Linked DNA regions of Homo sapiens: regions 2 and 3 are each linked to region 1. Evidence: read pairs that join two places in POLR2A ChIA-PET (ENCODE). Cell type or tissue: MCF 10A. All regions are shown on one strand. Links, peaks and the distances in the headings refer to the core of each region. The heading gives the core; the rest is flanking DNA. Region 1 holds the start of AMMECR1 (AMMECR nuclear protein 1). Region 2 overlaps AMMECR1 (AMMECR nuclear protein 1). Region 3 overlaps RTL9 (retrotransposon Gag like 9).

Region 1 (8,238 bases), core at 2,264-4,763:
TGATTACCACCTCCACCACAACAACCATGTGTTATACGTGTACAAGGTTAGATCAAAGTGGTAGCTAAGAATATTACATTCTGCAGTTGTTCAAGGATGACAGTTGAGAAAGTTTGATGACAGAGGATAAAAATAACACTTGTTTGGGCATAAATGGCAGGTTTTTTTTTCAATGAAATATGTGAATGTTCCTCCTTTTACCCACAACCCCAGAAACCTAAGAAAATAATTTTGCAACATTAAGTTCACCACCTCATCGAATTATAATTATTCTTATTTTCTGAAATGAAAAAATAACTATGTTGTAAACACGAGAACAAATTGAGGCAATGATAATATATTAACTAACTATTGGGTTTAATTCAATTACTAGCTTTGCTGCACAATAAATAATATGCATAACCTCTGTCCAAGTATTTTTTTCCACAGTTGTAAAACAAAGCCTTTGACAGGAGTTAGTTAACAGCAATTTAGAGCTGCCTCTAAATTGCAGAAATAAAAATGCTCACAATTTGAATGTGCTTTGTTGACAAAGAGACTATGGCCTATTTTTTTTTTTTAAGTGGAATCTTCAGCTCCCAGATTGACAGTCAGTTACAAAGAGAGGAAGGCAACTTAAAGTTTCCTCTGGAGGGTATTATCACTGCAGTCCAGTATCAGCAGTGGGTAGAAACCATGTGCTCTATCATATTTTGACCTTTATACTTCAAGTCAAGAGAATCCTGAGCAAGGTCAGTTTTTCTATCCACCCAGTGTGCACTTTGCATAGATGTAAAAAAATTTTTTTCACAGAATTTGTTCTGTGGATTTAGTTTATGTTTGAATGAAATATGTTTCTTTTTATGCTGGTGACTTTACAAGAAAACAAGGCCAGGAGAGGCATTTCCTCAAATGCCTAAAGGAGACATTACCACCATCACCACTACTTGCCAAGCGATTTATAAAGCATCTTGAGGCTCAAGGTTAGTATGGGAGATGAGCCAGGCTCAGGAGAAGTTAACACAAAGATAAAGGTTAGTGTTTTTCCCCCTTTTAGTCAGCCAATACAACAAAGTACTTAGATAATAACCCCTAGCGGTCAGGTAATGATGTATTTTCTGCAATTATCACATTTGTGTTTGTCTATTTTCTTTATGCTAGTGAGGTTTGGAATTGGAATTGAAAATCCTCTAGGGAAAAGCTATTTTTGTAATTCAGCTGGGGTGTCCTTGTCTTTGGGTTTTCCCATTGCATCAGTCCCTTAGCCTGGCAGGATAGCCATGATAGTGCTTTGTCTTTTAGATGAAATGCAGAACTAAGGACATGACTACTGGTGCTTATTAAAGATTCCTTGCTATTTTTCACAAGAGTAGGGGCGTTAGACTCTTGTCTACTGGCCAAATTCTAAATTGGGAGATTACATTCTGCTTTCCTAAATTCCCCTAGCAGAAGCAGCCATCCATGGTATCCTACTTTGCTTCCTGTGCTAAACTGTTTTGTGATGTCATTAAATGGCTCTGGTTTTTTACTCTAGAAATGATCACTTTAGTGGGGTGGGGAGTAAATCGATACCTATTGTCTGATATTATGTTCAGTCTAGTTTCAAAAAAATTAAAAGGTAGCCTGTGGTAGTTAAGGACAAAGTACAAAACAAAACACCCTAACGTACAAAACACCCTAACATACCAGTTGTTGTGGTGCTTTTTAAAAAAACCAATCTGCTTTCTCTTCTGTAACATAGACAAAATATTAATGCATTTTTTTACTCCACTAGTAATTGACAAAGAATTGTTATTTGTTTCATACTTAAGGTTAATTCTAACAGTGATGAAGTTTGAGAGGATGAAATTACATATCACCGACCAATTAAACTATCCCTTTTGTCTTTAGGCTGCATCTAACCATTCCAGATTTTCATCTATCTATCTCATAAAATCTTTTTGGAAGGAGATTTTTCATCTTTCCTTGGTAACATATTTCAGTGTCTCTCAATCTTTCCATAAAAACTAAGTTCTTATTTCTGTTTAACCTCGGTTCCACCTGCTGGAGTGTAATGTCACTATCTTTTGTCCATCCTTAGCCTTGTTATCATATATTGTTAGTGAGAGGCAATGTAGTATAATGGCATGGTTTTTGGAATCAGACATGCCAGCATTCCAATCCTAGCTCTGTTACTTTCTAGGTGTGTGATGTTGGGCAAATTACTTCTGAGGTTTAATAGCCTCATCTGTTAATGAGTAACCTCAGAGCATTGTTGTGAAGATAAAACGAGATAGTATCTTATTCTGAAGGATTATGGGGTAGGACGAGGTATGGTATTGGAGACCTAAAAAGTGTTCAATACATACTATAATAGCTATTTATCTGATTATGTGCATGTATCTGACTTAATTCATAAACTCTTTTAGAGCGGGAGGCATACTTCCTGAGTACGCCCTGGATTTCAACAGAAGTATAGTGTTGTGCACATAGTATGGTGCAGAGGCTCAATATTACTGAATGAATAAATTGTTTTGTTTTTATTCCCTGAGTGGAATGAACAGCCCCCAGCTATCTGCAAGATCCCACGCATGTAGAAAAAAGGTGACAAAAATCAATCTGCAGTTTTTAAATATGCAGATACCTGACTTTATCTAGATGTTTTAGCATGGTGTAGATACAATGCAAATAACTTACGCTTTCTATTTCTATCACGTTCATTTCTACGAATTTTAACATTTGATTATTGTCATTATTTTTATTATTAAGCTGCACTTAGGCACCCAGAAAGGGACTGACTCATATGTCTCCTCATCCATCCAAGCATTTAATTGAGAAATTTTAAAAATGAATATTAAGAGCTAATTATATACTTGAACAAAATCTTTCAATTTGTGACTAAGTACATTACCTTCCCTATTTATCTCTAAGATCTGAGCACTACAGATAATATTCCTAATTGCTTTGTACCCAAGCCAAGAAATAAAAACCAAAACCAGAAAAGTCCACCACTGCAAGTCCCAAAGCACAATTAGTATCTTTGAACCAGTGAAGTATTAGTTAGGACTTTATTTTTGGCTTTTAAATGTTTAAACGGGGCAAGGAGGGTAAGTTGGGGGAACAAGTACAAGATACATAGATTCAGTCGGACTTGAATATTTCTCCATAAGGAAAGGAAAGAGTACCCTGGTGTGTGCTTAGGCTGGAATTAAAAAGACAGCAGCGTGGCCATTTCCTGGATTGCTTTGTACACACTTTACAGGGGCGGTCTCAGGTATGGAGCTCTGGGCACCTGCTCGCTCACACTCCAACAGTTCAGAAACCCGTGTATTTGAGGCCGGGTGGCTCAGGTTCCACGTAACTGGGCTTAAGTGTCATTAATACTGCTTGCGGCGGGGGGTTACTGAGCTGTGCTTTGGGACCTGGATGCTTACTTCGGACTTTCTCCTTTCTTCCCCCCTACCCCCACTAGTTTCCCTTTCCCTCCTTCCTTCCCGGGCGTGCCCACCTTCTCCCTTTGCTCCCACTTTCCGCTGTCTGACTCTTGTTTCCTTCACCTTCCTTTCTAATCGGCTTCCTGTCTTCCAACCTCTGCCGGCCGGAGAGATTGAGATTGGGGCTGGGGCTGGGGCTGCGGCTCAGAAGAGGCACGAGTCGGGCGGGACAGGCGCGAGGCGCCCAGCCGCGAAAGCGAGGAGCGCGCACCGAGGCGGGGGCGCGCGCGGGGCAGCCGCGTGGCTAGGCAGACGGGGCCGGGAGCGGCGCGCGCGCGCCCCGCCAGCCTCTGGCGCGCCCCCGGCGGCCTGAGCCGCAGCGTGCTCGCCCCCGCCGCCAGCTCGCCTCACTTATGGGTCGGAAACGCTGCGTGGGGGAGACTGTTCCAAGATGGCGGCGGGTTGCTGCGGGGTGAAGAAGCAGAAACTGTCCAGTTCGCCCCCCTCTGGCTCGGGTGGCGGTGGTGGCGCCTCCTCCTCCTCCCACTGCAGCGGAGAGAGCCAGTGCCGAGCTGGGGAGCTGGGACTAGGAGGCGCCGGTACGCGGCTCAACGGGCTGGGAGGTCTAACCGGAGGAGGTAGCGGCAGCGGCTGTACCCTCTCTCCCCCCCAGGGCTGCGGCGGCGGCGGCGGGGGGATCGCCCTGTCGCCACCTCCGAGCTGCGGAGTGGGGACCCTACTTTCTACCCCGGCCGCCGCCACCTCTTCCTCACCCTCCTCATCGTCCGCCGCCTCGTCCTCATCGCCGGGCTCCCGGAAGATGGTGGTGTCAGCAGAGATGTGCTGCTTTTGCTTCGATGTGCTCTACTGTCACCTGTATGGATACCAGCAGCCCCGGACCCCCCGATTCACCAACGAGCCCTAGTGAGTACCGTGCCCTCCGCCGCCCTCTCCCTTGCGCTCGGGATGGGGCTCAGAGTTGAGGCAAAGTGCGAGTCCGCCTCCCGGCCGGCGGATGCCCCTGCCCTCTCGCTGCCCGGGTCCCCGGAGCTACTCAACTGAACTAAGGGCACCCTGCGCTTTTTGCCCTCCGAGGCAGGCACCCCACACTTGGAGCAGGGTGCTGCTGCAAGGAATGGCCCCGTGGCTCCTAGAGGTGTTAGCTTTCTCTTTGCGATGACTTCGAGGAGTTTTGACTCCTTTACTTGTCTCCTTCACCACCCCCACCACCCCTCACCCTGCCCCGGTTTTGGAGATCTGGGTTACTCAAGGTGTTGACCTCTCCTCACTTTGGTTTCCATTACCCCAAGTGAAAGCCCCGCCAGTATTCCCGCCCCGCGTATCTTGCACATGGAGAACTACTATCCCATTGCAGGATGAAAAATAGCAACTATCCAACTTCTGTTAGTGATGGAACTTAGCTCTGGAGCTTGTGAGGTTACCCATCTTCTCCTCTGGGTTTTCTTGTGCCCTGGGAAGGGGGGAGGTTTCTTAAAACACATTTTTCCCTTACTACTTATTTTTATCCAAATACACCCATTAAAATGTGTTTCTCGTGTAGCGAGCGCACTGCCGGCTTCCTCACATTTGAAGAGTGCGACCTTTTTTTTTTTTTTTTCCATTCCACCGTCTGGATAATAGCTCATTCAAAGAGAACTGTCCCCACAGAGCCACGGTCAGTTTGTACATTAAGCGTGCATTCGCTTTTGTGTCGATTTCACTTTTTAAGAAATCCATGTTATACTTGATGATTTGAGAACAGTTAAATAGTAAATGTGTAGGAATTGTTATGGTTTCCTTTGGTTTTGTATCTTAAATTATTTTACCCTTCAAGTGTGTGGTTGAAAAATTTTAAAATAGCACTGTTACAGCTAAAAGCCAGGTTAATTCTAATCCCTGTCCATTTGGATGTGTGGGAGGTGGGGCATATGGTTTTTTTTTTTTAATGTGTAAACTGAATGTAAACTGACTTTTTGCGTTAAATGCTAGACAGAATGTAAAGACCAAGAGAGGGCAGAATGAGAAAAAGTGCAATTGCTTTTATTTGAGTACTTAGCATCAACAAGAAAAATAATACAGAAAAAATTTCAGTGAAACTCGTACTGAAAGGCATCAGCCCCTTTTCCAGCTAAGACAAGTGCCCCTTGTCCCCCATATCATAAATACCTGAATTGATGTTCTTTTAAAACTGCTCCTTTTCATTTTGTGAGATTAGAGGATTGGACTACTGTTGTATAAGTATAAACATTTCTGCCTAGACTAAAATATTAAATTAATATGTAAAGTGGAAATTACAATAAAGTGTCCTGGAAATTGTGCATTTGTACTGTTTGTTTTCTTTGGCTTTCATTCTTTAAATGTCTTTAATTTTGTATGACTCTTCTGTGGTCTGTGCATTTTCTTTTAGACTTGGTTAATCTTTGGGCATTGGTTTATGAGAAGTGCATGAAAGAGCATCCAGGAGAACACTTCGTCAAATAAATATCTTTATAAATTTCATAGTGTTAATTCTAGAAGCTTAAATCCTAAGTCCACACTTTTATTTAGCCAATTCATTTTTTTGGTTAAGAAGTAAAATTCATTTTGAAAAGACTGCCATGTAAAATAAATCTATGAAATATTTATTAGCTTGAGTCACTTATTTGTGACTTTTATGCCTTCTCTTGGATGTCTGTGATGTATTAAAGCTAGTCCTGGGATGATACTTAGGTTGGCTCTGCAAAGTCATGGGACTGCAAAAATTCACTCCTGTTTAGTTCTTGAGCTGTTAACATGAGTTTGGCAAAGGCTGCTTTAGTATTCACGCTCCATTGCTCCAAAGCATATGAGAACACACTTTCAGGAGGTGCTATTTTCACACATTTTACAGTGAGTTTGGGTTAACTCAATGACTATAACAAGAATTTTAAAAGGAAAGTGAGCTTGACCAGTTCATACAGAAAATGCTTTTGAAAATATCATTTTAACAGTAGCCACTTTGCACACGTATTTAGATATTATTCTATTCAAACACCCCAGCCCCTGGATTTCTTTTTCATGGAATTAAGCAGATGATAGGACACACTTTGACCACTGTGGATATGTTGAAACGGTGGTGGAAGAATAATAACTATTATCATCTAGCAGACCTTGAATGTGTCATGTATTCTATAAAACAACTAATGTAGAGTAGACACTAAACATGACCAAGTGGAGAATGAAAGTTCACTTAAGTGGAAAATGGACTGTCTTATTTCCATTTATCTTCAACTCATTTTTGAGGTGTACTGTGGAAAATTCAGGAAAACTTCCTGATTATGGGAGGGACATAACTAAGCATTTCAACAGTGCCTTAGTAACTACCACACATTTGTCTTTCTGTTTTACATATTTAACAGCATTGTGTACTTATTAGTGTTGCTTTATCCTAAGTGCCATAAGACATAAACAGACATATTGGGATTTTTTTTTCTCATAGTTATTATCATGTCATGAGCAGTGTGTTTCAGGTCATGTCTCTGCCCACCAGATGTTGTGCTTTTGACAGTTTTAACTTCTCATACGTAAACGCACACTCTTTTCATCCTTTCCCAGGACTTTTCTCTCAGAATGTCTGTAACTGGTGAAATCCTCGTTTTATGGGTTTAGAAGCTGTAGATCCATCAGTTAGTTATCCTTCCACTCAGTATTGAGGGGATGTCAATATATGAACAAGCTGTATGGATACAAATTCTTCACTGTTGCCCCCATGTTTTGATTACCTACCCAATTGCAGAAAGCATTGTACAGGCAAGTTTGTGCACAGAAATCTGGTTAAAGACATGAGGAAAACTTAACTTTACTGCATTTTGATATTCAAAATCAGCACTCTTGGATTTATGTAGGGAGCCCAGATAGCTATTTTATAGGAACCTGTTTGCTACTATAAAGGGATCCACTGTGCCAGGTGTTGAGCTAGTTAGACTCCAGAGCAGTCATTCTTAACTTTGGCTGCACATTGGAATCACTGGGAAGTTATTAAAAATATGGATGCCTGAGCCCCAACTCCAGAGATTCTAATTTAATTGGACTTGAATGGGGTCTTGGATGGGGCCTGGGAATCAGGATTAGTAAAAGCTCACCAGGTGAGTTTAATGTGCAGCCAAGGTGGCGAACCACTGGTTATAGTCTACTGAATCTTTCTCTTGAGATTTGGATAATTTGGGCTAGGGTAGTGCCTTGGAATCTGAATTTTATGAGCACCCTAAATTTCAGTAAACAACCGATTTGAGAAACTCTTGCATTGTGGTCTGCAGAAGACATCACCTGGGAAATCATTACAAATATAGGCTCTCAGGCCCCGCCTCAGACCTGCTGAATTAGAGTCTGCAGTTTAACAAGCTCCTCAGGTGATTCTTACGCACATTAAAGTTTGAGAAGGACTGGTTCTCATACTTTGGAGTACATCATAATCTATAGTGCTTGTTAAAACACAAATTGTTGGGCCCCATTCCCGGAGTTTCTGATTCAGTTGGTGTGGGGTGGGACTGTGAATTTGCATTTCTAACAAGTTCCCTGGTGATGCTGATGCTACAGTTCCCAGGGCCACACGTTGAGAACCTCTGGAGAGAGAATTGAGGACCTGAATAAGTACTTGAGCGACTGTAATGGAATGGCAATTTTCAAGGCCAGTTTTCAGTATAAAACTTCCTGCTTCTGTGTCACTATGCTTTAGCATGTTCATTCTAACCTAGCACCCAGGAGATTGAGTGCTGCCGAGAGTATAAGAGTCTGAGGTTCTTGGGATGGTTTTAGTTGAGGGGTGAGGGTGACTCTTGGAAACCTGTGGTATGATTTTAGGTCCTTTTTCAGAAATTGTTAAATGTAA
Region 2 (8,238 bases), core at 2,697-5,196, 97 kb after region 1:
CAAAACAAGAAAGGATCAAGAGCATTATTTAATTTATACTCACTGTCTTTAATAACAAAGCCTACTCTAAGTATCATGCTTTGATATATTAGCCTGTCATAGTAGTACAAGTATATACTTTATAAATATACATATTGAGGATGTGTGCTCAAACTTTTTTTAGTGATAAGAATACTCAATCAAAACTGTTTGGATCCTGGTGATGACAGACGACATTGTCAGCCAATCCCCATGTGGTAGTGAGGACATGTCCTGCAGTTCTGAAGGGATTCTATGGATTTTTTTTAATTTAAAAAACGAAAAACTAATTTTAAAAAAAAACAGCTTGGAGACTGCTATTTTAAATGAGGAAAGCAGTTGCTGCCTATGGAATCTCTCATCTCTCATTCTGTATCTGCTGCTTAGAAATCATTTTTCTTGTTTTTGTTTTGTTTTGTTTTGTTTTTTACCTAAGGATTTTGCTATAGTATGAATAGTAGGATAGAGAGTAATATATCTAAATCCATCAAACATGATTTAGGGAACTTTATTTCTGATAAACATTTCTTCTACAGAAGTAAAAGAACAATTCCTGCCCAAAAGATTTAAAAACTGTAGTTCAAGAAAACTAAGAAACTGTTTCAAAGCAGCATATGAATCCCTGCCTGCAGTATAATGGAAACTCTTGATGAAGATGTACCTTACTTGATGTAGATTTGTTTCTGAAAAATATATATATATCTTTTTTTTATTTCTGTAAAACTCCCTGTAACTCTGAGTCAGTTGGTAACCAGTAAACCAGTAGCATATTGTAAAACAGATCTTTTCAAAAAGAGCGCTAACCTGCTCTGATTATTCCTCTCAGCAGTCCTATAGCATGATTTTAACACGTATTTTATACATATCCATATATTATTTAGTAATCTATTCTTATATTCTCCATGGCTCTTTGCATAATAAAAAGCAAATAGTGGGTGTTTAATACTTATTTTGAAAATGAAAGAAAATGAAATGAAAACACCAGAACCTGGAAAGGTAGTCATTATCCCCCGAGATGGCCACATTTAATTCCTAGAGAAGATAACTTGTTTAGTTCTTCCCACAGCACAGCTTAGTCCTGTGGCTCCCTTTCTTTCACCAGAGCCATAATATGGGGCAGCCCTGTGGACAGACGGATGATCAATCAGAGTTCTTTGACAGCCACTACTTATTGAGTAGGTTAGTAAAGGCACTTGTGCAGTTATTATTATTTTATTTGTTACAGTTGCTCCATTAGGTGGGTACTGTTATGATCTCCATTTCATAAATGAGGAAATGAAGGCTGGCATAGATTAAGAGACTTGCCCAAATGTCACACAACTAATGTATAGTGGAGCCAGGATCCAAATGCAAGTATATCTGACTCCAGAACCCAAGCTGTTGGCCATTGTAATATGTTATGTTCTAGAGAACTGTGAAATAGTGCTCATTAATTAACGATTACTTCAATTTTGCATTTTAGGAGCTATATTTATTGGCATAAGTCACAGAGAACTGTTGTTATACCTTGGAGACACACTTTTGATGGGTCTGGGGAAGTAATACTAATTTGGGATTGTAGACCAGGTTTCTAAATTCCAATTCAGTTCAAGAGGTGGTTCATTCAGTTTTATAGTATATCCTAACTTAAGAGAACACACGGATGAGATCCCTGGAAATTTTGCCAGTCTGTGTGTTACACAGTCTCTTGAAGGTAGAGACAATCTCATATCTTCACATTTCCAAGCTTATAATTGTCAGTGGTCATATCGTAATCTTTTCCAAACCCACACATTTTTTTCTTGCCAAGGCCTCGAGAGCACTGTTGTTATGGTGTACAGTAACAAATGACCCAGTTATATTGAGTTTTAAAGATGAACCAGATTCATAAAGAGAAAATTAAATTATATTCATTTTACTTTGGCAGATTTTCATCAGAAAAACATAATTTAAACAAAAATAGTTTCTAGTAGTTCATTTCTAAAAACAAGATAGAGTAAATCTAGAAACTCTGCAGAGAAAGCATTATGTAGACATTTTGTAGAGGGAAATAAGAAATACTTTCTGTATATACAAACATTTAGCCATCTGTTTCTTTATGTATCTTTTATTTTCCAGTTTTAGCTCTGCTCCACTAAATCAAATTCAGACCCAATTCTCTTAATTTAGAGGGGAGGAATTTGTGGCCTAGGAGGCAGATTCTGATGATACTTGCTGGTCCTCACAGCTGGCAGCTCACAGGGAATTTTCCCTTCCTGGTGGGCAGCTATGGCTATCTCATAGAGAGTAGAGGCTTTTAAGAATGCAAGATCAGAGCATTTCAGGAACTTTAATCAGAGGGCAGTAAGTGATAACACTCTAAAGCCTAAGTGAATCTCATAGGATAGAAGCCCGATAATATATATCAAAACCTACTGAACCTGTTATCCTTTATCTCCCTCTCCTCTCTCTTACTTTTCCATTCTCCCTTTCTTGCTTTCTCCTTGTTTCTTTGCATATGTCTCTATTTGAGCCCTTTCTAAGTGTCCCCCTTTTTTGTACTTTCTTTGACTCCTACTTCTTTTTTCAGCTTCTTGCTTTTCTCTTCCTTTCTCTTTTTACATATTCCTTTTTCCTTTTTCTTTCTTTTTTTTTTTTCCAGAATTGGATAATATGGTTTTTTTTTTTAATTTAAGTTTTAGGGTACATGTGCACATTGTGCAGGTTAGTTACATATGTATACATGTGCCATGCTGGTGCACTGCACCCACTAACTCGTCATCTAGCATTAGGTATATCTCCCAGTGCTATCCCTCCCCCCTCCCCCGACCCCACAACAGTCCCCAGAGTGTGATATTCCCCTTCCTGTGTCCATGTGATCTCATTGTTCAATTCCCACCTATGAGTGAGAATATGTGGTGTTTGGTTTTTTGTTCTTGCGATAGTTTACTGAGAATGATGTTTTCCAATTTCATCCATGTCCCTACAAAGGACATGAACTCATCATTTTTTATGGCTGCATAGTATTCCATGGTGTATATGTGCCACATTTTCTTAATCCAGTCTATCATTGTTGGACATTTGGGTTGGTTCCAAGTCTTTGCTATTGTGAATAATGCCGCAATAAACATACGTGTGCATGTGTCTTTATAGCAGCATGATTTATAGTCCTTTGGGTATATACCCAGTAATGGGATGGCTGGGTCAAATGGTATTTCCAGTTCTAGATCCCCGAGGAATCGCCACACCGACTTCCACAATGGTTGAACTAGTTTACAGTCCCACCAACAGTGTAAAAGGGTTCCTATTTCTCCACATCCTCTCCAGCACCTGTTGTTTCCTGACTTTTTAATGATTGCCATTCTAACTGGTGTGAGATGGTATCTCATTGTGGTTTTGATTTGCATTTCTCTGATGGCCAGTGATGATGAGCATTTTTTCATGTTTTTTGGCTGCATAAATGTCTTCTTTTGAGAAGTGTCTGTTCATATCCTTTGCCCACTTTTTGATGGGGTTGTTTTTTTCTTTCTTTCTCTCCTATCTTCTCTTCCTTTTGTTCCATCCCTTAGTTCTTTCCTCTATTCCCCATGAATTACCCATCATATCATATTAAGCATATATATTAAAATTAATAAATGTTAATGGTCATTGAGCAGCAAGAAGGTTTTATTATTACTGTAAAAGGAAAAACATCTCCCAGTTAAGTAACACTGTACATATAGCTTACAATTGAAACTTTTCTTTTGAGTAACAGCCCTCACCAAAATAAGGCACCTTTCCTCCTTCCTTAACCATAATTGTGTCTTTTGTTCTTCCTCTCTACCCTTAGGTTTGATGAATAGGCACATTTTTACATTTTGTTTTGTGTCCATTACTTCGTGAATTTTAGAAAGCTAAAATTGCTACTTAGTGAGACAGAGCGGTAGATAATTTTTCAGATGTGGGTTTAGGATTCTAGTATTCTGAGTTTCTGGGGTTCAAACATGCCATGTATGCATTCTATTCCAGAAGCTCTAGCAGGGAATGACAGAATATGGAATTTCCTGGTGGTTGAAACCCCTCATGAAAAAACTGCTTTTAGTTTTAGACTAAAACATAGTTGAATTGCTTCTCTTTGCCTGTCCAAACAGGGATTTTTAATTTGGGTTTTAATTACTTCCTTGTCCTGAATAATAGTTATATGTAATATGAAGCCCCTCTCAGTTTGATAACTTTCCAGCAGTTAACCGATTAAGGTCAACAATATTTTAGAAAGTGAATGAACAAGTGAGCAAATGACTAGACAGAGTCCCTTAAATTATTTCTGTTACATGCTCTATCGTTTACGATGAGCCTTGTAATATCTAAGGTTTTGCCTCTTTTCAGCGACTTTTTTTTCTTTTTAGCATAGTTTCCAGGCACTGTCACAAACTCTTTGGTTCTTTCATAGCTAAACTCTTAATATCTTTTCTTAAAATGTTCATTTTTATTAAAGTACTATATAACATTATATATTAACTTTGACAAATGTTAACGTTCCTTCTCAATTAGGTGAGGTGTATTCTTGAGAAGGTGCCAATTTGAATTGAATATATTTGAATTTGATATGTGAACTAAACTGTAATTGTTTAAAGCTTACCCATCCATCATATGGGTGATGGAGCAGCTGACTGATTTTACATGTAAGTGTTTTGTTTTGTTTTTCTAGCAATATTTAAACATTAGAAAATGATTTCCTATTCTAACAAAGAGAAATTCATATGAATTTACTTACAGGACCCCCTTGTCAGTTCCTTAGACTGCCTAGAATTTAAATTGGCAGATACTACTTTGGTATAAAATGCTTTCTATGGACAGTATTAATATTTTAAAATGTTTTACTCCTGCAGATTTCCAGTAGACAGGAAGTCTAGCTCTGTTTACCCTTTGGCTACTAATGAGTGCTGCTGAATGATTATTTATCATCTTTAGGTAGAGGTACCACAGGTATGAGATCAGAATTGCCAAGTAAGGCAAGCATTTAATTTTAAAATTTGAAAACAAATCCATGCAAAGGTGACAACTAAAGTATAGATACTCGAAAGAATTTTGGACTTGAGTCAGAAAATCTCAGTTGTATCCCTACCCTTGTCATTAACTTAGCTGAGTCACCTTGAGTAAGTCACTGCCCAACTCCAGATTACAGTATTCTCTCTAAAAGCACAATTTCAACATTGCATATTCTAAAGAGAGCTTGGTTAAGGAAAGCTTGGTTGAGGAAAGCTGAATCTTGTTGTTTATCAGCTATCCACACCAGCCTGGCAGCTCTGAGGTCAGTCTCCAGCTGTATTTTCATCTTTTTGTAATCTCTTAAATCCTTGCAGGCTTTCATTGCTAGTTCATTTCCCTAGAAATTTACATTTAGAGACATTGAGGACTTCCTACCTTTGTAATTTTTCTGTGTTCATGAATTTAATGAAAAATTACTTAGAGCTGGCTAAAAAATGCAAGAATCAAAAGTCTTGTTTAAATGTCTCTGTAAAATCAGACTATTCCCATCATGACTAACAACCTTTACTATTTCAGAGTTTTGAAATCAGTATGTTTGAATCTTGACATGGTGAGGCACCATTGTCATTTTATCCCATTCATTGTTCTAGCATTTTCCTACTAACTCCTTGTTCTAAACATTCTTCTTTTTTTTTAAGCCTAGAATGAGTGAACAAACAACAAGGCTCCATGTCATGAGAAAAGCACTGTAGCCTGATCTTCACTTATGTTTTAGGTATTTGAAAATTACATTGATTTCAAATAGTTTGAACTGCATTGAGCTAAAACTTATCTTTTATTGGTCTGCTAGGAAATGAACTAAACAAAATAACTTGCCTCAAAGTATTGAGAAATTAACTGTATAGCGACTTCAGCATGTGTATTTTTAAAATGAAAAAGCTAGAGCTAGGTACAAAATGTGCTTCATTAAAGGAGGTCTAGCACTATATTCAAAAGGTCAAACAACAACAAATATTGGTGTGGATGTGGAGAAACTGGAACTCATACATTGCTGCTGGGAAAGTAGAATCGTGCAGCCATTGTGAGAAATAGTTCATTGGTTCCTCAAAAAGTTAAAGGTAGAATTACCTTTATGATCCAGCAGTTCCACTCCTAGCTATCTATCCAAGAGAAATGAAAACATACATCCACATTAAAACTTATACATCAATTCCCTAGCAGCACTATTTATAATAGCCAAAAAGTGGGAACAGCCCAAATGTCCATCAACCAATGAATAGGTAACAAAATTTGGTGTATCCATACAATGAAATATTATTAGGCAATGAAAAGAATGAAGTACTGATACATGCTACAACATGGATGAAATCTCAAAAATATGCTAAGTGAAAGAAGCCAGACGCTAAAGGCAATATATTGTATGATTTCATTTATACAGAATGTCCAGAATAGGCAAATCCATAGAAACAAAGTAGATTAATGGTTTCCAGGAGCTGGGAGTGGTGCCAATATGCAGTGACTGCTATTGGGTACGTAGTTTCTTTTAAGGATGATGAAAATGTTCTAATATTGCATAATGGTGATGGTTGCACAACTGTGAATATACTAAAAGCCATTGAATTATATACTTTAAAAGGGTGAATTTTGTGGTATGTGAATTATATCTCAATAAAAGTGTTATGGATTAAAAACATTAGTGACTGTATTACTATAACTATTTGAAATTATAAAAGTATATTTAAATTACATTTTATGCCAGGACTAGGGGCGGGGGGGAATGGGGAGTTAGTATTTAATGGGTGCAGAGTTTCAGTTTGGAAAGATGAAAAAGTTCTGGAGATGGAAGATAGTGATAGATACCCAACAAATATATTTAATTTTACAGAACTATATACTTAACAATGGCTAAAATAGTAATTTTATGTTATGTATATTTTACCACAGTAAAAAAATCCATAACCCCCTAAGATTATATTTTATATTATTCTAATGAATGATGTGTCTTTTACTCTTTTTCTTCTTTTAACAGTAAAACTGAAAATGTGATTGGCCTTTTGTTTTTTATGCATATAATTCTTCTGGTCTGTATTTTAGAACTTCTTTCCTGTGTGGCGTTGGGGGATGCGGGTGGTTACACACACACGTCTTTATCTTGGCTTTGAATGAGAACTTGGAAGTATTTTTTAAAACTTTTATTTGTCAGTAGGAAAATAAAAGAAGCCAAACCATAGGAAATTTACGTAATTAAATTATAAAATAGTGAAATGCTGTTCTCAGAGTATGAATTATCACAGATTTCCTGATTTTCTTGGTTAATCTTGGCATCTTGAATGGGAAAAACATATATACTTTTATACATATATAACATCTCTGTATCTTCCTATAAGCATTTTCCTTTGTATAGCAGGATAAAATGAGCACCAAAATGTGGTGCAAATATAAAAACGCAGTGGATGAGCTTCAAAATGCAAACAAAGGGATGGGAAAATGAAAAAAAGAAAATTCAGCAGTGAGAAAGTCACTGAAAAAGGAATTAAATTCTTTCCAAGTCTATGGAACTATGTTATGACCCAAGCAGTTTGTAGAGTCTGAGTTTGTAACCTCTGAGGATAAATCCATGAAAATATTTCTAAGCCTGGCTACTATCTAGGACATTTGAAGATGGATGTTATGAATACCAGTAGTGCCATTAATATAGTAGGCAATCAGAGGTATGTTTGTTTTTCTTAATCAGGAAGTGGTTTCTTTTAAAAGTATAAGGAACACACACTGTGTGTGTGTGTGTGTGTGTGTGTGTGTGTGTGTGTGTATTTTCTATTCCGTTGCAGGAAGAATTATGGTTTTTCCACATTTTACAGTGGGGTTTTCTAGAGTTTGGCACTATGATATCCTACACTTGATTACAGGATCCAATCAGAGTTGATGTACTCAGAAATTCATTGACATGATTAATGGTCTCCTAATCATACTTTTATTTCCTAGATTAGCCCTATTTCCTGTAGTTTCACAATTTTTGAGTCATATGTTAAATTATCCTTTATTGGGGGCCTGAAATTCTTATGAGTATTTTTAGTCTATAATTTGCATGATTATTTCTTTTCTTTGTTTTTTTTTTAATTGAAGAAAATGAAATTTTGATCTTCCTTTGAATTCTTTGAGTGCTGTTCTATGGTGACTGGCCTTCCTAGTATAATCTTTTTTAAAACAATATTGTATATATGTGTATGTTTGTATACATATATATGTATACATACACACACACATATACACACACATATATATATAATTTTACTG
Region 3 (8,238 bases), core at 2,582-5,081, 84 kb before region 1:
GATTCTTCAAGGATCTAGAACTAGAAATACCATTTGACCCAGCGATCCCATTACTGGGCATATACACAAAGGATTACAAATCATGCTGCTATAAAGACACATGCCCACCTATGTTTATTGCGGCACTATTCACAATAGCAAAGACTTGGAACCAACCCAAATGTCCATCAATGATAGACTGGATAAAGAAAATGTGGCACACATACACCATGGAATATTATGCAGCCATAAAAAAGAATGAGTTCACGTCCTTTGCAGGGACATGGATGAAGCTGGAAACCATCATTCTCAGCAAACTATCGCAAGATCAGAAAACCAAACACCGCATGTCCTCACTCATAAGTGGGAGTTGAACAATGAGAACACATGGAAGCAGAGAGGGGAACATCACACACCGGGGCCTGTGGGGCGTGGGGGGCTAGGGGAGGGATAGCATTAGGAGAAATACCTAATGTAGGTGACGGGTAGATGGGTGCAGCAAACCACCATGGCACTTGTATACCTAAGTAACCAAACTGCAAGTTCTGCACATGTAACACAGAACTTGAAGAAAAAAAAAAAACCACTTTCCAGAACCTTCCTTGAAGAACTTACTATCCAATTTGGGGAGTCGGGGGTGGAGGTGGAGAGAAAAGAACAAATCTCTAAACAAAGCAATAGAAAGCCCTTCAGCTAGGGTTTTCAGAGTAGGCTAACATCCTTTTCATTGCTGTAATTACAGTCTCATAAAATTAAGCAGACCAGATGTTCTGTGATTTGGTAAAAGAGAAAATATAGTCAAGCTTATTAAAGAGACTGTTTGACTTTACAAGGACTTGCACACCATGGTTCAGAACCAGGTGTTGGTGTCAGGTGGATCTGCGTTTAAGTTCTGGCTCCTCCACTTACTAGCTGGGTGACCTTGCCCAGGTTGTCTAACTTCTTTGGGCCCGTTTCCTCCTATGGAAATTGAGGGTAATAGCAATACCTTTTTGGAAGGATCATAGTGAAGATTAATAGAGATACCTTATATAAAACACTTAGCATAGAGCCTACCACACAGTTAATGTTCCCTTAAAAAGCAGCTTATTATAATTATTAAAAGAGAGAGAATGACTATTGCTAGCATTTGCCAAGGACATCTGGAAACTCTGAAAGAAAATTTCAGCCTCTTCTATTAGCAGTGGGGACAGGTTTCCCTCCCTTCTGGAGCACTAACATTCTTGGAGAAACAGCCAGCTGGATATGGTAAGATGGTGAGGTAAACAAAGTGTTTCTCCAAAAGTTCCATACCTTCTCCTCCCAGGTTAATTTGGCTTTTACGCTGCTACCCATTTGCTCAGAAGGGGCTCCTTTCAGCCATTGAGGCCCTCTCTGGGAGCTCTTGGTTATCCAATTTTAATGTTCCCCTCTTTACAAGCTCCCTTTGCAATTTGGCATTCTACATCTTCTTCCCTGAGGGATAACAACACAAGAAAGGATAGAAAAATTGCAACGTGACCTTTTTAAAAAGAATGACCTGTATGCAAAATCCCAACAGCACCTCTTAGAAAATACATTTACACAAAACCCCATGAAAGGCTCTGACTCATGCTTGGGGGGGGGGGGGACACAACAAGCACACCTGAATATATTTTTCGAATTTAACTGACAAAAGCGTATCTCTGAATCTCCATCACAGTATGTATAGTTTCCACCCCAAAAGTAAACACTTTAGGCTATTAGGAGAAATGACAATGGCCGTTTCAACAGAATGCGGATGACAGAATTTGCTTCCGAAAATGCTACTATGTGTATTTTCTTGTTTCCTGGTTATTAATATAACACATTTTGCCTCTGAGTGAAATGTTTTTACTTATGCCAAGAAAAATCGTGAGTTACAGGAAGTCTAACAGGCTTAATTAGTGAGTTTAACTTAATCCGGTGATTTTCAGCAACCCTGACAGAGTCAGGTTCACTCCCTGAATTTAATGGGAAGTGGTCAGAAATGGCCTTTAGCAACCTTATGAGAGAAAAGGCACATGATGCGCACAAACAAGGCCGGTTCTCCCAAGGTAAAAATAATAGGCTGAGGTACCGTAATTATCAACAGTGGTTTTTGTATACAGGTGCCTACTGCATGTGTTACCTGTTGCTTTCAGCTTTCGTAATTACAGTTTCTTATGATCAGACAGTGCTATTTTCCCTTCCTATTACCAACCAGCATGCTCAGGTGAAAGTTGTTCATGCCCCTGGAGTTTGTCCTGCGAGTGTATTTTTAAAGGCAAAGCTTCTTAGCCCAGCCAAATGAAACTGATCGGAAAAGCACCATAGAAACCAGAGGCCTATTATGTGTAATAGCTGGGCTCTTTGCAGCCCTATCCTAAGCACTAGGCCACAATTTCGGAAGGAAAGAACCTGTAAAGACTTCAGAAGACAGCAATGAAGACGATTAAGGGATTGGAAAAGAGGATCTAGGGGAAAAGGTTAAAGGTATTAGGATTATAAGGACGATTTAGCCTCAAGAGGAAAAAAAATGAAGGAGCCTGACCAACTGTTCTTCCTCGCTATTGATGGCACAGAATAAACGAATGGTAGCATGACGTACTTTAGTTTAGATGTAAGAAAGAACATGACAACAAGTCTCCGGAATCACTAAAGACTGTTCGTTCTTCATTCCTAAAACATTAGTCGAGCTTCCACCCCATGCTGGACTGTGTGCTGAGCACTGGAGAAGAAGTTCACAGGCTAATGAGGGAGACATGCCAAACAGATCATTATAAGACAGTGGGAGGCTTAGTATAATTGAAGGAATTCAGAATGCTTTGGACTTTTAAAAGGCGATTGGGTGTATACAGCACATATATATCACCTCCAGTGGGGTCTGAGGCAGTACCCAGTAATCAAGTACATTGATATTTCTGGAGCAAAAACACATGAATATTCACACAGGGTGTGAAAAATAAAGACTATAAATAACCTCATGTCAGTTCAAGTTGCGCTGCCAAATGAGTTTGTCATAAACGTACAAAGGCTCTCAGTTTCCAGAGCTTTTGGGGTTTTGGAATGATAGCTATGAGGCTATGAGTCTGGGTAAGGGGAGTCTGGCCAAGCACCAAGACCTGGGAATGACAGGGAGCTTCAGAATGTGGGCAGAGCCTGTGTCTCTAATGTGCCCCAATTCTGCTGCCCTGGTATCATGGACGTGTTTGGAGAAGGATCCGGGCATGTGCATGTGTGTGCGCGCATGCGTGTGTGTGTGTCTGTCTGTCTGTCTGTGTGTGTCTGTGTATACAGCAGGAGGAAGCTCCTTGCTGCTCCTCAGGTCAAGTCCACTTTCAGTGGCTCCTAGCAACATACTTTGAAGGAATGAGGTCTTTATTAACCAAATAATCAGTAAATGGGTTTTGTTATTGTTTTCAAATTATTTAGCTCCATAGTACCTATGAATATGCCCACAAATTTTGTAGAATAAGCATCCTCTGTGAGGTTTGCAATGTGTGGTAGAATCCCTGGGGCTGGGGGGTGTCACATCTCTGGCCTTCCTTTTTCAGCTGTGTTCTGTGAAGAACAGGGGCAGGGAAAGCCTGGCCTCTCAACTCCCTCTCTCATACCTACTCCCAAGGATGGCAGGGCCTGCCTAGCAAGTGATAAAGAAAGCTGAAAAGCCTACAGGGAGGGGCACCTGAGCTTCTGCTTATCTGGATTGGGGAACACCCAATTATCCTCTACCAGCCAAGCAGCTTCACGTAGGGGCTAACCTCCCTTAAAGGGGAACACCCAGTGAACCCTGTCACACCCTCAGAAGTTGTTTGCTTCCTGAAGAAAAGGGGGCAGTCCTTGAGTTCATTCTTCTGTTCCTAATCATGAAAGGAGACACCCCCCTTTCAGGACCTATTTTCTTTTGTCACTTACCCCCAACCATCACCTACACCTAAGCTCAAAAAATAACTAAAGCCCTCTTTTTGTCTTTAGACCTCCCTCCAAAAGCATGTCCTTCTCTCTGGACTGGTCCTCCTCTCCACCCTCTGGGAATCCAAGCCCACATCATTTCAGGATGAGATCAGCCTCCAGCCACTCCCTCTGAGGCCTGGCTTCCCAACCTTGGTGATTCCAAAGCACACATCTGTTGCAACACACAGGGCTCGCCCCTAGGCAAAATGGAGCCGGGGACACAGCTCTCAGTCAGCTGAGCTCCCACACTCACATACCCCATCCATGCTAGCACAGCCTTCCTCTTCCGTGGGGAGTAGGCTCCCTGGAACCCTTCCGTCTCCTCTCCCTGACAGGAAAGGCTCTGATCAAGGAATTTGCACTCAGATATAAATAATAACCCTGCCTTACCAAGGCAACCCTGACAGACAAACCTTGCAATTTGACTCAAAGGAATTGTATGCCGACCATGACGGTTTCTGGCATCACTCATAGGCAAAAAACAAATATTTATAGGCAAGGTGAGCCTTCTTCATGCTCATCAGATTATGATGTAGGGCTGCCAAGGCAGCTCTTGTCTTCTTGATCTAAGATAGACCATAGCAACATTCCTCAGAGCAAGGGACTCTGTTTCACTCTGTTTTCCGATTCAAATCAGGTCATGCAGTTTGATATCAAGAGAGATTATCTGAAATTGGGATTGACCTGGAAAGTGTGGGACAGAGGGTTGCCAAAGGTTGAGCGTACTGGTGGGAGGGAGTTGGGAAAGGAAAGGGAGACTTTGAAGAAAGAGACTTGTTGGTGAGAAGAGGAAAAGAGAAACAAGGAAGCGAAGAGAGACCTGGATGGTTATGGGGGTGAGGCAGAAGACTACTAAAAATTGATTTAAGGGAACAGTTAACATTTTTACATGCTTATTTTGTACTGGACACCGTAAGTGTGTTATCTCATGTCATCCTCACAACACGTCTAGGAGATGAGAACTATTATTAGATCCATTTTACAGGGGAGGAAACGAAGGCTCACTGAGATTAACTGTGGGAAATCATGCAATCAGTGAATGGCAGAGCCAAGATTCAAATGCTTATTGATCTGACTCCAGGGCCCTCAGCCATCTGAGAAAGGGGCCAAACACCCTTTGGTTGTAGGAGAAGCCTCCATGGTGTATCTTGATAGAGGCCCCCAGACAACCCCTTCCCCTTACCACAACACAGAAACACCTACATGCCTCCCGTGGGAGCTACCTGCTCCTAAGCTAAAGATTGCTTTCTGGGAAGGCACCAATAAATATAATATGTGCTCTGGAAAAGGTTAGGTTAAGGCAGTTTACCTTCAGAAAACACAAACCAGAGGTCAAGGTCTTAGAGGAGTTAGGAAGGAGAAGCTCTCAGCAGGATGGGCTGCCTGTAGGAGCCATAGTAGGTGTTGCAGCATGTAGGTGGCACTGTAGTACTGAGTCCCCGAGACACACTGGGAGTCTGAAGACACTAAAGACAAACTTGGCTTATTTCACCATTTTGCCCAGAGCTGACTCTGCTCACCATACACACAAGCGAGGGAAGAGTGCACAGTGCAAGGGAGCTGATGCAGGTATTGGAGCCTACGTTCAAATCCTAGCTTTGCAGCCTACTTGCTATGTATCTTTGTTACTCCTCTGAATGTGGCAAGTCACTGGTCTGAATTTTCCACTTTCATCTGTAAAACGAGGATGAAAATAAAAACATCGACTTGAGACGTGAGATTGTTTGTGTAAATGGTTCAGCACAATGTCTGGCACTTAAAAGAAATTCATTAAATATCATGTCCACCTACCCTGCTCTCACCACCTCTTGGAAGAAAAGGGAGTCCAAATTTAAAAGCCCTGGAAGTAGCCTCTAAAGATGACGAAGAACTGGGAGCATTCATTGATTCATTTACCACATAAGCCCTGAATCCCTCTTTTGTTCCCTAGAGACTCAGACATAAATAAAATAGTCCCTGTTCTCAAGGGGCTCACATTCAAGTGGGCAAAGATCCAACAAACTCTTGCCATAAAATATAAAACATTATAATAGAGATAAATTCAGGAGGGCCATGAGGGTACCTAAGGGCACTGAGAAAGCTTCACAGAGAAAATATTTGCGAGACAAGCAGCAATTGTTAGGCAGACAAGGAAAGAGAGTGTATTCCAAGTAAAGGGAATAGCATATGTTAAGGAACAAAACATGACAGATTTAAGTGGAGCTGGAACATCAGTTCAGAATGTAGTGAGGACTGGTGAGAGATTACACTGTAGGAGGAGTCAGAAGAGGTAGGGTATTACTGAGCGACACTTCTGAGCAGAGAAAAGATGCTATTCAAAATTTATGATAACCAATATGGCATGGGCATTAACCAGTTAGAAAGGACTCAGAACAATACGGAAAGCCATATTGGGGCCTCTAAGGAAGGGATTCCTTATATTTAGAATAGTTTTGGCAACTGAAGTGAATATAGGTAGATAAATAATGGATTGGCTATCACTGAGGCTTCCATGTTGTTTGAACATTTAGCCTGGCAGGAACAGTAATATCTGGCATACAAGATATCTACTCAGTGGCACATAATACTATTTTGCAGAAACAATTTTAGAAATTGCACCCAAATGTGTGTGTAAGAGATTATTTACTGCGCTGCCAAAACTTGGGTATCTATTCAGTAGAATGTCAGGGAGGAAGATTACAGCATCTCAGTAGTCCTCTAAGCACACAGAGCACAGCCACACACATAACATGTCCCTAATCAATGTTGAATTGCTATAATGAAGTCGGTTGAATTGAATGTCTTTCCGTTGAAATGTGATCCCTGTCAATTTCTTTAAAATGTTGTATCTCATAATTCTAATTAACTCACCTCTTCCCCTTATCTTATTCATTGCCTTCGCTAATAATGTCAGATATTCTTAGGATAGAGAAGGAACATTTTTTAATTATCTTCGAACTCCATAGAACTCCCTCTTAGTTAATTATCTTCTTATTCTCCCTGACTCATCCATGGTCATCCCACACTATAGTCTTATGCTAGCATGGGTTTTATTGTCTGACCTGTTGTTTTTCTGAGCCTCCCAAGTGAGAGAATCAGTAATGCAGGCTAGCCGCACAATGAGATTATATTAATCATTTATTTGTAAGTGAACCAGGTCGCCTTTCACATCAGCTCTCCTAACATGTCAATTTGTATCACATCTAATATGAGACAGCCCGAAAAAATCAGTTCCATCTAAGTAAGGAACTGTGAACAAATCTTTTTAAGAAAATTAGTAAGAACAAAAATGATTTTTTCACTCCAGTTTAGTCTTAATCAAAGCAGTGGGACCAGGGTCATCTCCACCTGCTGTGAGCGCAAATTCAACATTGTGTTTGCAGGAAGTGAGACCACAGGGTTTAGGCTTTGGAGCCAGACCAGCGTAGGTTTAAATTCCAGTTTTACCACTTGCTCACTGTGGACCTTAGGTAAGTTTTTAAAATTCACTGAGCCTAGGCTTCTGCATTTCTAAGTTTGGGGTTGAATGTGCCTACCTTGAAGGGTTGTTCTGAGAATTAAAAGTAAGGTACAGAAAGTGGAATGTGCTTAGGAGAGTGCCTGGCAGTGAGTAGACACTCATTATGTGATACACTGTATTATATTATTGTTGTTATTGTGAGTCCATTGTAAACCAGAAAGAACAAGAGACCATGAGTCAGGAGCCTGAGTTCTGTTCTTAGCTGTACCACTAATGAGGCAGAGACATTCACTGAGAAACGGCTAATAGGTAACATGAGTTCCACCACTCTCCTAGTCAACATATATGGCAGGTATCAATAATCAGTCATAGCATTTTTTTCCTAATGAGCAAAAACATAGATTTAGAATCATTCTCAGCACGGAATTCCAAACAGCCTCTACTGCTCAATTAAAGTCGGCAAATGAAATGAAACTTATTTGCCTTCCCTAGATTAAATGGTCTTAGATGTATCTTTTAGTGTTAACATACTATGGATCTATGGAAGAAATCCTCTCTGATAATGTTTACAACCCAACTATGAGGTGAAGTGAAGGGTTCAAGGTTCAGAGAGTGACTTCCAATATAATGAGTCGGAAACAAATAATTCAACTTGGTGGTGTGATACAGTTAAGATCTAACTGGATTTATGCCTGTTTCTTCTGCTGTGTCCTAGTTCTATGACCTTGGGCAAGTCACTAACCTCTCTGAGCCCCAGTTTCATCATTTGTAAAAACAGACAAAAGATGATTTTGTAAGATGTTAACATCAGGAGAAACTGAGTGAAGGATGCATAGGGATTCTCTGTACTCTCTTTTCAACTGTCCTGTAAATCTAAAAGTATTCTA

The links. ChIA-PET counts read pairs that join two places held together with the same protein. Peaks named below come from ENCODE experiments on the same cell type or tissue, not always from the same donor. Only the 100,000 strongest peaks of a DNase experiment are listed, where the experiment ranks them.
Region 2: POLR2A ChIA-PET joins it to region 1 with 12 read pairs; 11 of 35 experiments call an interaction of 5 or more read pairs at or near these places.
Region 3: POLR2A ChIA-PET joins it to region 1 with 55 read pairs; 7 of 35 experiments call an interaction of 5 or more read pairs at or near these places.

What each region holds. Positions count from the first base shown.
Region 1 is chrX:110,313,677-110,321,914 of GRCh38, reverse strand. It overlaps AMMECR1 (AMMECR nuclear protein 1), which reads left to right and starts at 3,830. Exons shown (of 6, transcript NM_015365.3): 1 at 3,830-4,316. The coding sequence starts at 3,844. LOC105373312 (a long non-coding RNA gene) reads right to left here and starts at 3,663. Exons shown (of 4, transcript XR_938504.3): 1 at 3,467-3,663. RefSeq lists silencers at 3,648-3,797, 3,530-3,864, 4,058-4,117, 4,162-4,317, 6,170-6,269 and an enhancer at 3,838-3,967. In MCF 10A, for the core only: no CTCF peak of the experiment used is centred there; a DNase peak (open chromatin) is centred at 3,764.
Region 2 is chrX:110,217,018-110,225,255 of GRCh38, reverse strand. The region is part of intron 2 of AMMECR1 (AMMECR nuclear protein 1); the gene reads left to right. It overlaps SNORD96B (small nucleolar RNA, C/D box 96B), which reads left to right and starts at 196; the gene lies at 196-267. In MCF 10A, for the core only: no CTCF peak of the experiment used is centred there; no DNase peak of the experiment used is centred there.
Region 3 is chrX:110,398,439-110,406,676 of GRCh38, reverse strand. All of the region lies in intron 1 of RTL9 (retrotransposon Gag like 9), which reads right to left. It also overlaps a transcript of AMMECR1 not described here. Among named protein-coding and RNA genes, the nearest start is that of RTL9, 44 kb to the right of the region's middle. In MCF 10A, for the core only: no CTCF peak of the experiment used is centred there; a DNase peak (open chromatin) is centred at 4,066.